Regions from separate parts of the Homo sapiens genome. Here regions 1 and 3 are each linked to region 2. Evidence: chromatin loops called from intact Hi-C (ENCODE). Cell type or tissue: mammary epithelial cell. All regions are shown on one strand.

What was found. Peaks named below come from ENCODE experiments on the same cell type or tissue, not always from the same donor. Only the 100,000 strongest peaks of a DNase experiment are listed, where the experiment ranks them.
Region 1: it touches region 2 in a loop (11-fold over the local background); 2 of 110 quality-filtered maps call a loop at or near these places.
Region 3: it touches region 2 in a loop (18-fold over the local background); 11 of 110 quality-filtered maps call a loop at or near these places.

What each region holds. Positions count from the first base shown.
Region 1 is chr6:43,261,173-43,266,172 of GRCh38, forward strand. TTBK1 (tau tubulin kinase 1) reads left to right here. Exons shown (of 15, transcript NM_032538.3): 13 at 1,617-2,178. Among named protein-coding and RNA genes, the nearest start is that of TTBK1, 20 kb to the left of the region's middle. In mammary epithelial cell, a CTCF peak has its summit at 2,479 (motif pointing right); no DNase peak of the experiment used is centred here.
Region 2 is chr6:42,899,080-42,904,079 of GRCh38, forward strand. No RefSeq gene overlaps it. Among named protein-coding and RNA genes, the nearest start is that of PEX39, 11 kb to the left of the region's middle. RefSeq lists a silencer at 2,450-2,679. In mammary epithelial cell, a CTCF peak has its summit at 2,563 (motif pointing right); a DNase peak (open chromatin) is centred at 2,572; H3K4me3 peaks cover 171 bases; H3K27ac peaks cover 1,319 bases.
Region 3 is chr6:43,494,804-43,499,803 of GRCh38, forward strand. TJAP1 (tight junction associated protein 1) reads left to right here. Exons shown (of 11, transcript NM_001350562.2): 3 at 3,078-3,174; 4 at 4,175-4,297. The coding sequence starts at 4,199. Among named protein-coding and RNA genes, the nearest start is that of LRRC73, 13 kb to the right of the region's middle. RefSeq lists a silencer at 2,026-2,075. In mammary epithelial cell, CTCF peaks have their summits at 729 (motif pointing left) and 2,039; DNase peaks (open chromatin) are centred at 958, 1,058 and 1,788; H3K4me3 peaks cover 172 bases; H3K27ac peaks cover 1,916 bases.

The DNA of each region.
Region 1 (5,000 bases), 360 kb after region 2:
CGTAGGCTGGGGTGGTGGTATTTTAAGGAAGCCCCACAGGCAGTTCTGATCTGCACCCCTGCCTCTGCAGCTGAAGAGCCATTGAACCACAGGCTCGATGCTGGGGGAGAATGAAAGTCAGCCCCCTGCCCACAGCCTGAATGTGAGGGAGTGGCACAAACCCCAGATAGGTTAGGCCTCCGTGCTGGCTCTCAGTGGGGTACCCTGGCATTTGAGAGAGGGCGATTCTTTCTTGTGTAGCACCTCCCCACACACACACTACTGTACAATCAGAAATATCCTCCTCTTGGGGCTGGCATGACCCCAAGTTGAGAAGCTCTGAAAGTAATGTGAGATTCACAGCACAGTTCAATATAATGAGGCTGGGAACAGTGGCTCGCGTCTGTAATCCCAGCACTTTGGGAGGCCAAGGTGGGTGGATCACCTGAGGTCAGGAGTTTGAGACCAGCCTGGCCAACATGGTGAAACCCCATCTCTACTAAAAATACAAAAATTAGGGAGGCGTGGTGGTGTGCACCTGTAAGCGCAGCTACTCAGGAGGCTGAGGCAGGAGAATAGCTTGAACCTGGGGGGTGGAGGTTACAGTGAGCCAAGATCATGCTACTGCATTCCAGTCTGGGTGACAGATTCTGTCTCAAAAAAAAAAAAAAAAAAAAAGATAACGACAGAAGAGATGTCCCAAGGCAGGATCAATGCCCTTGGGGTAAAGTCAGATGGGACCCAGGCCCTGCGCAGCAGAGCTCACAGTCTCTTGGGGAGACAGATTATGTGACAGACATGAGGTTCACCCTGTGATGAGAGAGAGATAGAACGCACTAATCCTTGTAGGATGGGAAAGGCAGGCTACCTGCCCAAGGTGACAGCCAACCTGTATCAGACAGCAAAGGGTAGAAGGACAGGCTGTGTGTGGGGAGAGGTCCTGTGGGGAGAGGCTACATTGGGGGTGGGCCGTAAGGGTGGAATCTGAGATGGGGCTGGTGAGGGAAATGGGGAGACAGCTGTATTCAGGCTGTGAGAGGCCTTGAGTGTAAACCAAGGAATGTGGACTTTGTTGTTGGGGCCGGGGAGTCACTGGAGTTTGTTGAGCTGGGACTAGCAAGGCCATCTTGGGGGTGATGAAACCAGCCAGGCAGGCCTGGAGGGTGATGGCAGAGGAGGCTGGAAAGCCCTCTGTAAACTCAAGGGCCAGTTGGGTGTGTTTGCCTGGAAGCAGCAGGAAGCAGCCACTGGCGGGTGTGAGCACTGGAGAGGCAAGAACAAAGCTTGCCTGAGGAAGATTAGCTTCCCTAGGGTGGCCCAGGAGAGAGCGTTCCTTGCACAGAAACCCGAGTTTATTTTCTGCTTGTTTGTATTCCTGGAGCACGGTAAGCATTCAAAAACATTTGTTGAATGAATGAATGAATGAATGAACGAACGAACTAACAAACGAACTAACAAAGCCTTGATAGGAAGTGAGGTTGGAGGGTGACAACCTAGAGGTAACTGGCCTGGCTCAGGGTGGGAGGGGTACTGCGGTCAGGAGGTTTTGGGAGTCACGCCCCACCCTGCCGCTGGCGTGGGGTCCTTGGGGGTCCAGTGGGGCCAGGTATTGAGCCCCGTGAGGGGTGGCTTTGCAGGTCACGGATGGATCTGCCTGGCTCGCCCTCGCGCCAGGCCTGCTCCTCTCAGCCAGCCCAGATGCTGTCAGTGGACACAGGCCACGCTGACCGACAGGCCAGTGGCCGCATGGACGTGTCAGCCTCTGTGGAGCAGGAGGCCCTGAGCAACGCCTTCCGCTCGGTGCCGCTGGCTGAGGAGGAGGATTTCGACAGCAAAGAGTGGGTCATCATCGACAAGGAGACGGAGCTCAAGGACTTCCCTCCAGGGGCTGAGCCCAGCACATCGGGCACCACGGATGAGGAGCCCGAGGAGCTGCGGCCACTGCCCGAGGAGGGCGAAGAGCGGCGGCGGCTGGGGGCAGAGCCCACCGTCCGGCCCCGGGGACGCAGCATGCAGGCGCTGGCGGAGGAGGACCTGCAGCATTTGCCGCCCCAGCCCCTGCCACCCCAGCTGAGCCAGGGCGATGGCCGTTCCGAGACGTCACAGCCCCCCACGCCTGGCAGCCCTTCCCACTCACCCCTGCACTCGGGACCCCGCCCTCGACGGAGAGAGTCGGACCCCACAGGCCCACAGAGACAGGTAAGGTTGGGCTTGCACCCCACTCCCCATCTCCAGATGCCCAGAGTCCTGGTGTGTAGGCCTGGGGTGCTCCATGTGTGCTGGCACTACTGACCAGTAAGCCAGCAGTCACAGGGCTGTGATGGAGGTAGACAGGCTTAAGGGTCTGAAACCATGTTTGAGGGGCAGGCAAGGCTTCCCAGAGGAAGTGCCCTCTCAGTTCTGAGTTGAGTCTGGCACTATGAGCAGTGAAGCCAAGTGACAAGGCAGGAGAAGGGCCTCGCAGGCCACGGGCACAGTGTTTTGCACAGGCCGGGAGGGGGCGATCTGAGAACACTGAGCTGATGGCACACTGCAGCAGACAAGGCTGTGAGGTCAGCCCTGGGCCCTGCCACGGAGGGACTTGGGGCTATACTAAGGGGCCAGGACTTGATGCTGCAGGTTTGGTGAGCCACTGAAGGCTTTTAAACAGGAGTGCAATATGATTACATTGGTACTGTTGAATGATCCTTAGGCTGCTGTGTGGAAAATGGATTGAAATGGCCTGAAATGAGATGCAAGCAGGCCACGTGGCAGGCAGTGGCAAGAGAGTGTCCCAGTGGCTTGGGCTGAGGTGGGGCTGTGGATGTGGGGCAAGGTGGATAGTGCCAAGGGTGTTGGGGATAGGTCAAGCAGGCTGTGATGGAGTGGGGGCCAGGGCGTCTCGTGTCTCGGCTGATGCCCTGAGTGGTTTTGAAGGGAATGAGAATTCAGATTTAAATACAATGATCTGACCAGTGCGGTGGCTCAGGCCTGTAATCCCAGCAATTTGGGAGGCCAAGGTGGGCAGATCACCTGAGGTCAGGAGTTCAAGACCAGCCTGGCCAACATGGTGAAACCCCATCTTTACTAAAAATACAAAAAATTAGCCGGGTGTGGTGGTGCCTGCCTGTAATCCCAGCTACTTGGGAGGCTGAGGCATGAGAATTGATTGAACCCAAGAGGCAGAGGTTGCAGTGAGCCAAGACTGTGCCATTGCACTCCAGCCTGGGTGACAGAGCGAGACTCTGACTCAAAATAAAATAAAATAAAATAAAATAAATATAATAACTTCATGGAATCTAAGGGATGTCCACGTGTAGGCACCTGAGGCTCAGGAGAGGGATCTCGCCTGGAAATACAGATTTCGGGGTTTGGGAAACCATGGGAATGGGTGATGTTACCCAAAAGGACTGTGCAGGGTGTGGAACCCAAAAGTGAGGGCAGAAGCTGAGAGGTGCTCACATCTAGGGGGAATGAGAGGAGAAGGAGCTCTGCATGATGAGTGAGAGGGAGAGGTCGGAGCATGGGAGGAGCACAGGGGAGAAGGTCCTCGAAATCAGGGCAGGAGAGGTCTGGAGGGCAGCAGGGAGGAGTGGGAAGTGGTTCCCATGATCAGGGCGGGCTTCATGGAGGAGGTGAGCTCTGAGAGCCAGGTGGATGGCCGTGGGGAGGAGTGGAGCCAAGGCGAGAGAGACTATAGTTGAGCACAGGGACAGGTGTGTTGGGTGCCCTGGGAGAGCCCAGTCTGGCTGCAATGGCAACTCCTTGTGTGGGAGGACTGAGGAACAAGGCTGGAAGGGCAGGGAGGGGCCAGATGGTGGCCAAATTGCAAAATGTCTCATGATATTTAGGTTATTCTGACAAGGACAGGGTGTCAGAATAGGCAGAGAGCCACTGGCCTGACCAGGCTTTGCTGTGTGGGACAGAGGCTGAACTCTGACCTGGGAAATGGAGGAAAACTCCAAATGGGGTCCATGAACCCACAGAGGGGCTGGGGAGAGTCATGGAGGGGATGCCGGAAGGGGCTCAGGGGCTGTGCCGCGTTCCACATAGTGGTCCCACATTGGGGGCGTACACTCTAGGTGGCTCTGGGAGGTGCCCAGGTGTTGGGCCAGGGGCCAGTTCTACCACTTGCTCAGATTGGGAGGCCTTGCCTGGGATCACATGGGTGCCCTGGGAAAAGCAGCTGTGGGCAGGAGTGTATGCAGACCCCATCCCTATCTAGAGGTCCCTTCTAGAAGAGAGGACCTCTGAGCTGTGATCCTGGGGAGTATGCATCCAGGCCTTGCCTGGACACTGGAAACTGGGGGCTCAAAAAGTGGGGCCCGTGAGTCCTCACCCAGAGAGGCCCTAGCTGGCCTGAGTTGGAGGAGCAGCCCTGGCAGACCTGGCAGTCAAGTGGGCTGGCACCATTGCGTTGTAACTAGCCATTGCTCCCACCACACCCAGCACCAGGCAGCAGGAGAGGGAGCAAAATGTGTTTGGGGTCCTTGCTCCGCTCCCGTTTATTCATCCACACTCACTGAGTATTTACTGTGTGCCATGTACCACAGGCATCAGAGGTGACTTGCACAATAGGTTGTACCCGTAGGAAGTGCAGAGTCTAGGGAGGGTGACAGACAGTGTCAAGAGAGAGCCGAGAATTAAAGTCAGGAGACTGAGGTCTGGACCTGGCTCTGCCGTTCCCTTCCCAGTGACTGAGGGCCAGTCAGTGTCCCTTTCTGGGTCTCCAGGTGAGGGAGCTGAGGTTCTTCCGAGGTTCATCTCTAAAGTTTTTCTTACCTGCAGATTCCTACCTGTGTCCTGGGACTCATCCTCACTTTGGGGAATTCTGGCCAAGCGGGTGGGGAGAGAGAGATTTGGTGGGGTGGGGAAGCACAGGCCGATTCTGTAATCAGTCTCGGGCTCGGGTCCTGCTTGTGACAGGGACTGGCACTACCTATGTCAGCAAGAGATGAGTTGTGTGTGTCTTTGGGGGTGAGGTGTTTGTGGGCCTCGGGTTCCCCACAGTGTATAGAATCGAGGTTGGTTAGCACTCTGCC
Region 2 (5,000 bases):
TGAATTACAAACACAGGAGAATTCCAAGGCGAAAATGAAGGCTCAATATGTCCCTTTTCTAATTGTTCCTTTGCTAATAAGTGTAAAGCCTCCAGCTTTTGTTTTGGTAGCAGCCACTGATTCACCCATACAGGTTTTTTTGTTTTCCAAGTTAATGGAATGGGTTTTGGAGGCTCTACAGTGGCCGCTCTTAAAAAGGATACCCTATTCCTTTTCTTTTTTGAGTTTTTTCAGCCTCAATTGGGACTTTAATGCTGTCTTCATTCTTTCCTAGTCCCTTTTCAGGGAGATATCCCATTTTAGTTATGATTTTTTGACTCGTGGGGCTGTATTGGGGGCTGGGATAGTAATCGCTGCATGCCATTGTTGTAACAAGTCTCGGCCCCATAAATTAATTGGAATAGAAGTGATCATAGGCTGAACTGTACTTTCTTGATCATCAGGTCCTAGACAATGTAAACTCATGGCACTTTGATACACTTCTGAGGCAGTGCCTACGCCGACAAGTCCTGTAACAGGCTTTTGTTTAGGCCAATTTTGGGGCCATTGATTTAAGGCAATGATAGCACCATCACCCAGTATCCACTAATCCTTCAAACTGCTTTCCCTGAATAGTGACTGCACACACGGGTCTATCCTCTGAGACCTGACTAGCCCAATAAGCGGCTTTTCCGGCAGGGTTGGTACTTCCAAACCCTCCTGTTCTTTCCGTTTTGTTTTTCCCAATTTTAATACAAGGCAAAAGCAGTAATTGTGCAATTCTATCACCTGGATTGGCACTCCAGGGAACAGTGGAGCTGATCACTAACTGAATTTCCCCTTTATAATCTGAATCAATTACACCAGTATGAATTTGGACTCCCTTCAAATTTAGACTTGATCTCCCTAAAATAAGGCCTACCGTCCCTTCTGGCAGCGGGCCATATACCCCTGTAGGAATCTTTTGCGGGGGCTCTCCAGGGAGTAAAGAAACCATTTGAGTAGAACACAAATCTACTGCTGCGCTGCCTGCTGTGGCAGGGGACAGCTGTTGTATTGTTGTAATTGGCTGACTCCCTGAAGTGGTGGTATTTCCTGCGGGAGTTTTTGTCCCTGAAAACCCTGAGGAACAAACGGCTGAATCGGAATGCCCCAATTTGTTGCGGGGCCTGAGGCTGGCCCCTCTTCCCATTTCCCCAACAATGGTTGCCCATCTTTATCAAATTTAGAATGACATTGATTAGCCCAATGTTTTCCTTTTCCACATTTTGGACACAGGCCAGGTGGCTCTTTATTTTTTGCCGTTATAGCTTGATTTATTTATATTTATATTTTTCTTTTTTTTGAGACGGAGTCTGGCTCTGTTGCCCAGGCTGGAGTGCAGTGGTGCGATCTCGGCTCACTGCAAGCTCTGCCTCCTGGGTTCATGCCATTCTCCTGCCTCAGCCTCCCGAGTAGCTGGGACTATAGGCACCCGCCACCACGCCTGGCTAATTTTTTGTATTTTTAGTAGAGATGGGGTTTCACCATGTTAGCCAGGATAGTCTCGACCTCCTGACCTTGTGATCTACCAGCCTCGGCCTCCCAAAGTGCTGGGATTACGGGTGTGAGCCACCGTGCCCGGCCAGCTTGATTTATTATATTCTGTTTACTTAAGACTGGGCAACTCCTTTTCGGATGACCGATTTGACCACAATTATAACATTTTTTCCCAAATGTTCTAACTTGTCCTCCTAAAGCGACTCCCGCTATTGCTTCAGCCATTAGCATTGCCTTTATACATAGCTCCTCCAATCCCATCATAAGCCTTCACTTATTCTGTAATTACATCAACTCCTGCTGGAACTTTTCTTTTTAATGGCTTTATGGCCGATTGACATTCTGGATTTGCATTTTGATAGGCCATTAATTCTACAATATCTTTTCGGGCGTTATCATCTGTAACAGATTTTTGAGCAGCATCTTGCAACCTTGCCACAAAGTCTGGATATGGCTCTTTAGAGACTTGTCTAATTGAATTAAAAGAAGGGCAGGTGGTTCCCAGGTCCTGAATTTTTTCCCAGGCCCTGAGGCAAATAGCCCTTAGGTGTTCAATAGCCCTTAGGTGTTCAACAGGTGTTCTGCATTACTGATTGTTGGTTAATGGTGCTCCAATTTGGACCTGTTCCTAGCAATTGGTCTGCATCTATATTAACAGTGGGGTTAGTAACCTGATTTTTTCGTACCTGTTCTTGTACTCCATCGATCCACCACGGTTTAAACTGTAGAAACTGAGAGGGTGAAAGGGAAGATTTAGCCAAAATTTCCCAGTCATAAGGAATAAGTCTATTTCCATGAACAATGGAATCTAATAATGTTCTCACATAAGGGGAGTTGGGTCCATATTAACTCCTTCCTTCATATCTTTTAACATTTTCATGGTGAAAGATTCATATCTAGCTTCAGTTTGGACAGACGCTCCTGCTAGAGTCCCTTTCCCGGCCGGTATCGGTTGTAAAATTACCGGGAACTCCCATGCCTCAAGATCTCCCTGTTTACTGGCTTTATCAATAATTTCATGCAGTGTACTACCTTGTCCACTAGGTGGTGCGGTAGGATTAAACACCACTGCCGTGGGTTGCTGGTATGGTGCCGTGCTATTTGGCACAGGACACACCACTTGAGGTCTGTATTTAACCTCTGGAGGTGGCCGATACTGAAGGTCGGCTGGCGGCCAGTACTGATAAATTACTGGTGGTTGGGTCTTATTTTCTACCAGCTTATATTGTGGATACTGCATCTGAATTGGCATTGCCGGGATAGAGACTCTATCCTTTTCTACTTGATATTCTCTTGGGGTTTGTACTTGTCTAACCTCCCTTTGAGGTTGTAATGTTACAGGTATCTGAACCACGGGAGGAGTTGATGGCCATCGTGGTTTAGGCTCTGATGGCCCCAATAATTCTGGACCTCCTTCCCCCAATTTTGATTATTCATGATATATTACCTCCTTTAATTGATTGTAGTCAACATTTTGCGTTGACCAAGCCATTACAGACTCTGCTACATATTTACAATGTGAACTTTCCATTCCTTTCCTAAACTCTGTCTCTGCCTCTTCTTCACAATCTATTACACAGCTTTCAGGGGCAGCAGAAATGCTATCTTCTTCTGTTTGAAACGGTTCTAAAGTTGCTTTAATAATGGCCCAATCATTCCATACTGTAAGTAGGATGATTTTACCTTCCCTATTTGCTTGTTTTAATTCTTTGCCAATTTTTTTCCCAATCTTTTAGATCTAAAGTTCTCTGTTCTGGAAACCAGGGGCAAAATTGTTCTATTGTTTGAAATAGCGTAATTAGATTTTCTGTAGAAGCCCTAACTCCCCCTCTTCTTAAAAGAATTTTAATGAAGCTGAGATAAGAGGCATATTTACTTTCAGTTTGTCCCATTGTTACCCTGGGTTCCTCCGAGCACACAAGCTTACCGCAAGGCTGACGGTGGACGTACTCGGGAATCTCTCGTCGACTGTCCTCAATGCTCACGTTCTTAATGTACCTTCACCTTAGAGAAAGGCACCCACATTGGCGGCAGATGAAGGGGTGGCCTGCCCCTCCACACCTGTGGGTATCTCTCGTCAGGTGGGACGAGAGACTAAAAAAAGAAATAAGACACAGAGACAAAGTATAGAGAAAGAACAGTGGGGCCCAGGAGACTGGCGCTCAGCATACAGAGGACCTGCACCGGCCCCCGTCTCTGAGTTCCCTCAGTATTTACTGATTATTATTTTCACTATCTCAGCAAGGGGAATGTGGCAGAACAGGGTGATAGCGGGGAGAAGGTTGGCAAGAAAACATGTGAGCAAAGGAATCTGTGTCACAAATAAGTTCAAGGGAAGGTACTATGCCTGGATGTGCACATAGGCCAGACTCATGCTTCTCTCCACCCAAACATCTCAGTGTAGTAAAGAATAACAGAGCAGTATTGCCACCAGCATATCTCACCTCCAGCCACAGGGCGGTTTTCTCCTATCTCAGAATAGAACGAATGTACAATCGGGTTTTATACTGAGACATTCCGTTCCCAGGGGCATGCAGGAGACAGAGGCCTTCCTCTTATTTCAACTGCAAGAGGCCTTCCTCTTTTACTAATCCTCCTCAGCACAGACCCTTCACGGGTGTTGGGCTGGGGGATGGTCAGGTCTTTCCCGTCCCACGAGGCCATACCTCAGGCTGTCTCAGTGGGGAGAAACCTTGGACAATACTGGCTTTCCTGGGCAGGGGTCCCTGTGGCTTTCTGCAGTGCATTGTGCCCCTGGTTAATCGAGAATGGAGAATGGCGATGACTTTTATCAAGCATACTGCCTGTAAACGTTTTGTTAACAAGGCACATCCTGCACAGCCCTAGATCCCTTAAACCTTGATTCCATACAACACATATTTCTGTGAGCACAAGGTTGGGGCTAAAGTTACAGATTAACAGCATCTCCAGGCAAAACAATTGTTCAGGGTACAGATCAAAATGGACTTTCTTATGTCTTCCTTTTCTATGTAGACCCAGTAACAGTCTGATCTCTCTCTCTTTTCCCTACAAGTTTGGCGTAGGCTGGGTATGGTGGCTCACGCCTGTAATCCTAGCACTTTGGGAGGCTGAGGCGGGCAGATCACCTGAGATCAGGAGTTCGAGACCAGGCTGACCAACATGGAGAAACTCCATTTCCACTAAAAATACAAAAATTGGCCGGGCACGGTGGCTCACGCCTGTAATCCCAGCACTTTGGGAGGCCGAGGCGGGTGGATCACCTGAGATCAGGAGATCGAGACCATCCTAGCTAACACGGTGAAACCCTGTCTCTACTAAAAATACAAAAAAATTAGCCAGGCGTGGTGGCGGGCGCCTGTAGTCCCAGCTACTCGACAGGCTGAGGCAGGAGAATGGCGTGAACCTGGGAGTGGAGCTTGCAGTGAGTGGAGATTGCACCACTGCACTCCAGCCTGGGCGATAGAGTGAGACTCCATCTCAAAAAAAAAAAAAAAAAAAAA
Region 3 (5,000 bases), 600 kb after region 2:
CTCAAGTGATCCGCCTGCCTTGGCCTCCCACAGTGCTGGGATTACAGGCGTGAGCCACCATGTTGGGCCAGCTCTGTTGATTTCCTGATCTTCCTCCAGAAGACCATTTTCTGGGAGGTGCCCTGGAGCCAGCTCAGCATCCAGAGGCCAGGAGGCCCCAGAGGCTGTCCTTGGCTGCCGCTTGCTCATCATGGGCCATGGCCCATTCTGAGCTGTCCAGCTGCTCTCCTTAGGGACCTTTTCTTCCCCACATGGGATTGGGAGTCCTCCTTGGGCTGAAACACTCCAAGGCAACTTGGGAAACCTTTGGGTGAAGGAGATGTGGCCAGGGGAGGCTGCACCTGGTAGCTGGGTCTTCCTGGAGGGACCACTCTGATGCCATCTGCCTCACCCCTTTACCTTCTCCCAGCTTGCAGGCCAAGTGTCCCGATGCTTCTCTCTTTGTTATCCACTGCACCATGCATCACTGTCCTCCTTGGGTCTGTCCGGACTTTCCCTGCACACCTTCCTTGCCTCCAGTCAAGGACTGTGGGCTGCCAGGCCCGTTGTATTCCTGTTCATTGCTGGAACTGTGGGCCCCTAATGGGCTGGATCTGGGGCACTCAGCAGATTTCAGAAGTTGGAGCTAGGGCCTGGGTGTTGGGCACACCCTGTGTTTATGGACACAGGGCAGGAAGTGGTTGGTACACATCTCCCTCGCAGCCTGGTGTTGAGGAACACCATGGGCCCCCTGGTGGATTGTCTTCCCAGTGGGCATTGCCTTCTGCTTCCTTAGTTGGGAGTGGTTTCCCATACCTGTAACTCTGACATGCGTGGAAAGAATAGGCTCTGGCAGAGAGAATAACCTCCCATCACAACCACCCCCATCCCCAGAGAGTCTGTCTGCATTTACTGCCTGTCCCACTGCCAGCTACCTTCTCAGGATACTCCTTGCCTAGCAAGCCAGATCGCCTCTGGCCATGGAAGCCCTGGGGATAAATACATGCTGTAGGGCCAGGGAGTGGGGCTTGAGGTCAGGGTGAGGCAGGAGGAGCTAGAGGATGTGTGGCAACTAGAGCCAGGGCTGCAGGGTGTGGAGTGAAGCAGCCTTCCCTACAGGATTGCTGGACACCCAAGTGCGTTTGTGTCCTCCCTGCCTGCCTGCCGTTCATGCAGGTGTTTCGGTACCAAGAGGACAGCACAGGCCTTGCCAGGAATAGGGACAAGGGAGTACAGAGGAATAGAGGAGGGGCACACAAAGGGGCCTGCAGAGAGAAAGGGCTTCCTGAGATGACTGGGGAGCACATGGGGGAAGGGAGCTGGGACCTGGACCCTCTGTAGAGAAGGGGAAAGGCAGAGACCAACTCTCTGAGCTGCCCCTTTACTTTGTAGAAGCTCTTGACTGCTCGCATCTCTCACTCTTCCATCTCTGGCCATACCCTGTTTTCCAACTCACGCACCCCACACATTTACCCTCTGAGTATCAGAATCCACATACCCAGGTGGGTTTAGGACTTTCTAGGCCTCTCCCTCAGGCCATAGGAGCACCCACCCCGGGCTCCTCTGGAGGGGCAGCCCCAAGGAACCTGTTGGGGTAACTTGTTTGCTCCCCACACCCCGGGAATGTGCCGTCCTTTCAGGCCCGCCCACCCGGATTCCTGTGCAGGGAGTCAGCCGACACAGCATGTTGCATGTGCCCTGTGGGGACACGTTCTGCCTCCTGTCAGGGGGAGGAGGCTGGCGGCCGTGCCTGTGCTGCCGCACCTCAGCTCCCCACCGAACCCCAAACCAGGGCCCAGGCTGTCCAGACAGAGGAGGGAGACCACTCCTGCTTCCCCACCCTCCCTACCCTCTCACCATTCTCCCTGCCCCGGGCCCTGTTGGAATGTGACAGGAGTCATGGCCAGGGCATGTCCCGACAGTGGGAACACATGCTTTAGCCCGCAAGGCTTCCCTCAACCTCCAGCTCTGTTTAGGTTGATGGGGGCGGGAAGAGATTGTTTTTTCTGCCCAGAAGGCCACCTGAGGTTACTGCCTGATCACTGGTGGCTGCTGCCCCCGTGCTGCAACCCAGCTAATTACAGGTGGGGGCCAGGGAGGGGTGTGCACCCATCTCTGAACCTCAGGAGGCCGGAGGGGCTCTCACAGGTCACTCAGTCCAGCCACCTCTGTGTAGATAAGGAACTGAGCTATCCAGTGAGGAAGGGCATTACACAGGGCCCCACAGTGTCAGTGCTGAGCCTGGAGCCCAGGTGTCTCCAACTCCCCCGACTGGGGTTTTCTTCACGAGTGTTCCTCAGCCTTGGCACTCTGGATATTTTCTATTGGGAATCATTTGTGGTGGGAGTTGCCCTATGGTTGTGGGATGACCAAAGCATCCCCGGCTTCTACCCACTAGGTGCCAGTGGCACTCCTTCCCTCCAGGTTTCGACAACCAAAAATGTCTCCAGACACTTGCCAGACGTCCCTGGGGAAGGAGAGTGGGCGCCAGACGTCCCTGGGGAAGGAGGGTGGACAGAGTTGCCTGGTTGAGAGCTACTGCTCTGTGTTGCTCCCTTTTCAGATTTCTTCTCCTAGCCCTATGCCTCCTCATTGCAAAGGCCGGTGACCATCATTATACACCAAATAGCCTTGGGCCTCCTTCTGGAAATGCTAGGTGCTCTCTTTCCATCATTTTCTCTATCTTCTTGGATCTCTGTGAGGCTTTTTCCTGGTGTTCTCATTTGTAACCCATGTTCCCCAAATCTCTTAGTTGTTTCCAAACTCTGAGAGGCTTGGGAGATGAGGACCGATGTGGAGTAGGGACAGGACGGAACCGGACCTATTCCAGAATTGGGCAATGTGCTGAGACCATGAACACACAGACACATGTATCTCATCTGGGCCTGTGACAGTACTGTCATGGAGAAAGGCAGGAACCCAGTGCTTCCAGTCATCTGCCTCCAGCCGCTTTCCCCTCAGGCCCTCTGTTTCATGGCCTTCCTGCCGTGGTTCTCCCTGGGGGGCCTTCCAGGTCCCAGACTGGGCAGCAGGCCTGTAGCACTGACAGACAGGCGGCTGACACCTGGTTTCCACTTTCTTCCCTTCTCTGGTTTCAGGAGCTGTGGCTAAAGGAAGTGGAGGGGCCGTGGGATGCGGAGAGCCGAGGGCTAACTCCCGGACAGCGGAACAGAGAGAGCTGCCGACAAACAGACGGTATGTCCCTGATGAGGCCTGTGCCCTCAGCCTGGCTCTCTTCTGGGGAGGGGCAGGTGAGGGGGCAGCCAAGTGTTCTCTCTCGGCGGGGGCTGGTGAAAAGAGTGGTGGAGGCCACAGGGGTTTGGTCATCAGTGGCTGAGGCCAGAGAGCTCTCTTGGGCCTTGAGACTCCCACTGGGGATCCTGGATTGTATCCCCAAACTCACATTTTTGGTTATGATTTTTTTTAAACTAACATTTATTCAACATTTCCTAAGTGTTTTACATCATCTTCCCAACAACCCTATGAATTGGTGCTATTCTTAACTGGAATCAGTAGCTCACACCTATAATCCCAGCACTTTGGAAGGCCAAGACAGAGGGATTGCTTGAGCTTGAGAGTTTGAGCCTGGGCAACAAAGTGAGACGCTGTGTACAAAAAATAGCCAGGTGCAGTGGCACATGCTTGTGGTCCGAGCTACACAGAAGGCTGAGGCAGGAGGATTACTTGAGCCCAGGAGGTCGAGGCTGCAGTGAGCCAAGATTGCGCCACTACACTCCAGCCTGGGCAACAGAGCAAGACCCTGTCTCAAAAAAGAAAAGAAAAAAAGAAATTGATGCTGTTTTATCGCTAATTTAGAGTTGAGAAAACTAATGCATAGAGAGCAGTTTTACCTTCTGAGGCCTTCAGAGCCCACAAAGGAGAGTGGTAAGGAGGGTGGTGGGCTGCTTTGAAGCTCCCTGTCCCACTCTTAGAACCTAGGTGTTCAGGCCCTAGGCCCTGCCTTTCCCACCCATCTGTTCCCCGTTGGACCCATGCCCCACCCTCCAGCACTCCTTTGACCTATGGGGACTGACACACCTAAGTCCTGCCCCTCTAGTGACTCCAGTAATGGCCCAGGCCTGTCAGCCTATGTGGTGGCCTCAACATATGTCCCCTTTCACCATCTTTGTTTTTTCTCAGTCCAGAGTCCTTCTGGCCACATCTCTGAGCCTGCCTCCTTCTTGCTTCTCAGCAGGCGGAGGAGCCGTCACCTCCCAGAATGACTAGTGCCGCCCCTGCTAAGAAACCCTACCGTAAGGCACCACCAGAGCATCGGGAGCTGCGTTTGGAAATTCCTGGATCCCGGCTTGAGCAGGAGGTCAGCAAGACTGGTATCACAGCCTGACCGGCAGAGGCAAGGCCCCTGAGGCTGGGTGTCTGGCTGACTTCTCCTGCCTGAGCTTCTGGTCCTGAGTTGGGGTGAGAGTGGGCCTTGCTGTTGCAGGCCTGAGGTCTCCTAGCCGCAGTAGTGCAGGTGGGGGTAATGTAGGCTCAAGGGGGACTGTCTGTGAGTATATGTCCACATGTCAGGGAACCCCTGAGTCTTTGTAGCTTAGCAGAAATGATCCCATATGATATTCTCCCTGCAAGAGGCAGCCCAGTAGACTGAGGGGTCCTAATCTGCTAGTGGTTGGGACTCTGGTCCTCCGTAGTGGAGTAGAGCCATTCAACCTGTGGCCCCTTTGGGGCATATCAGGAGGCAGTGCTACAGCCACTTCCCACCAGCACAGCTGCTCTTCATTGTCCCCAGGAAGTCCAGCCCTTCCTCCAGCTTTGCTTTGTTTGGCTAACATTTGTTGAATATGTACTCCCTGCCAGGAACTGTTAGGTCCGGACTCTGCTCTTCGGGGCCTATAGTCAGCTGCAAAACATTGGCTCTCCTGCCCCATTAACTTCACTCACAGGCAGAAACGAGGGCCACAGTGGTTTACTGCCCTTGCAGCCATATCTCCATCTGGTCACAGTGCGTGGAGCACATTTAAAGAACCTGAGACGCAGCATGTGCTGAGCATCAGGCATAC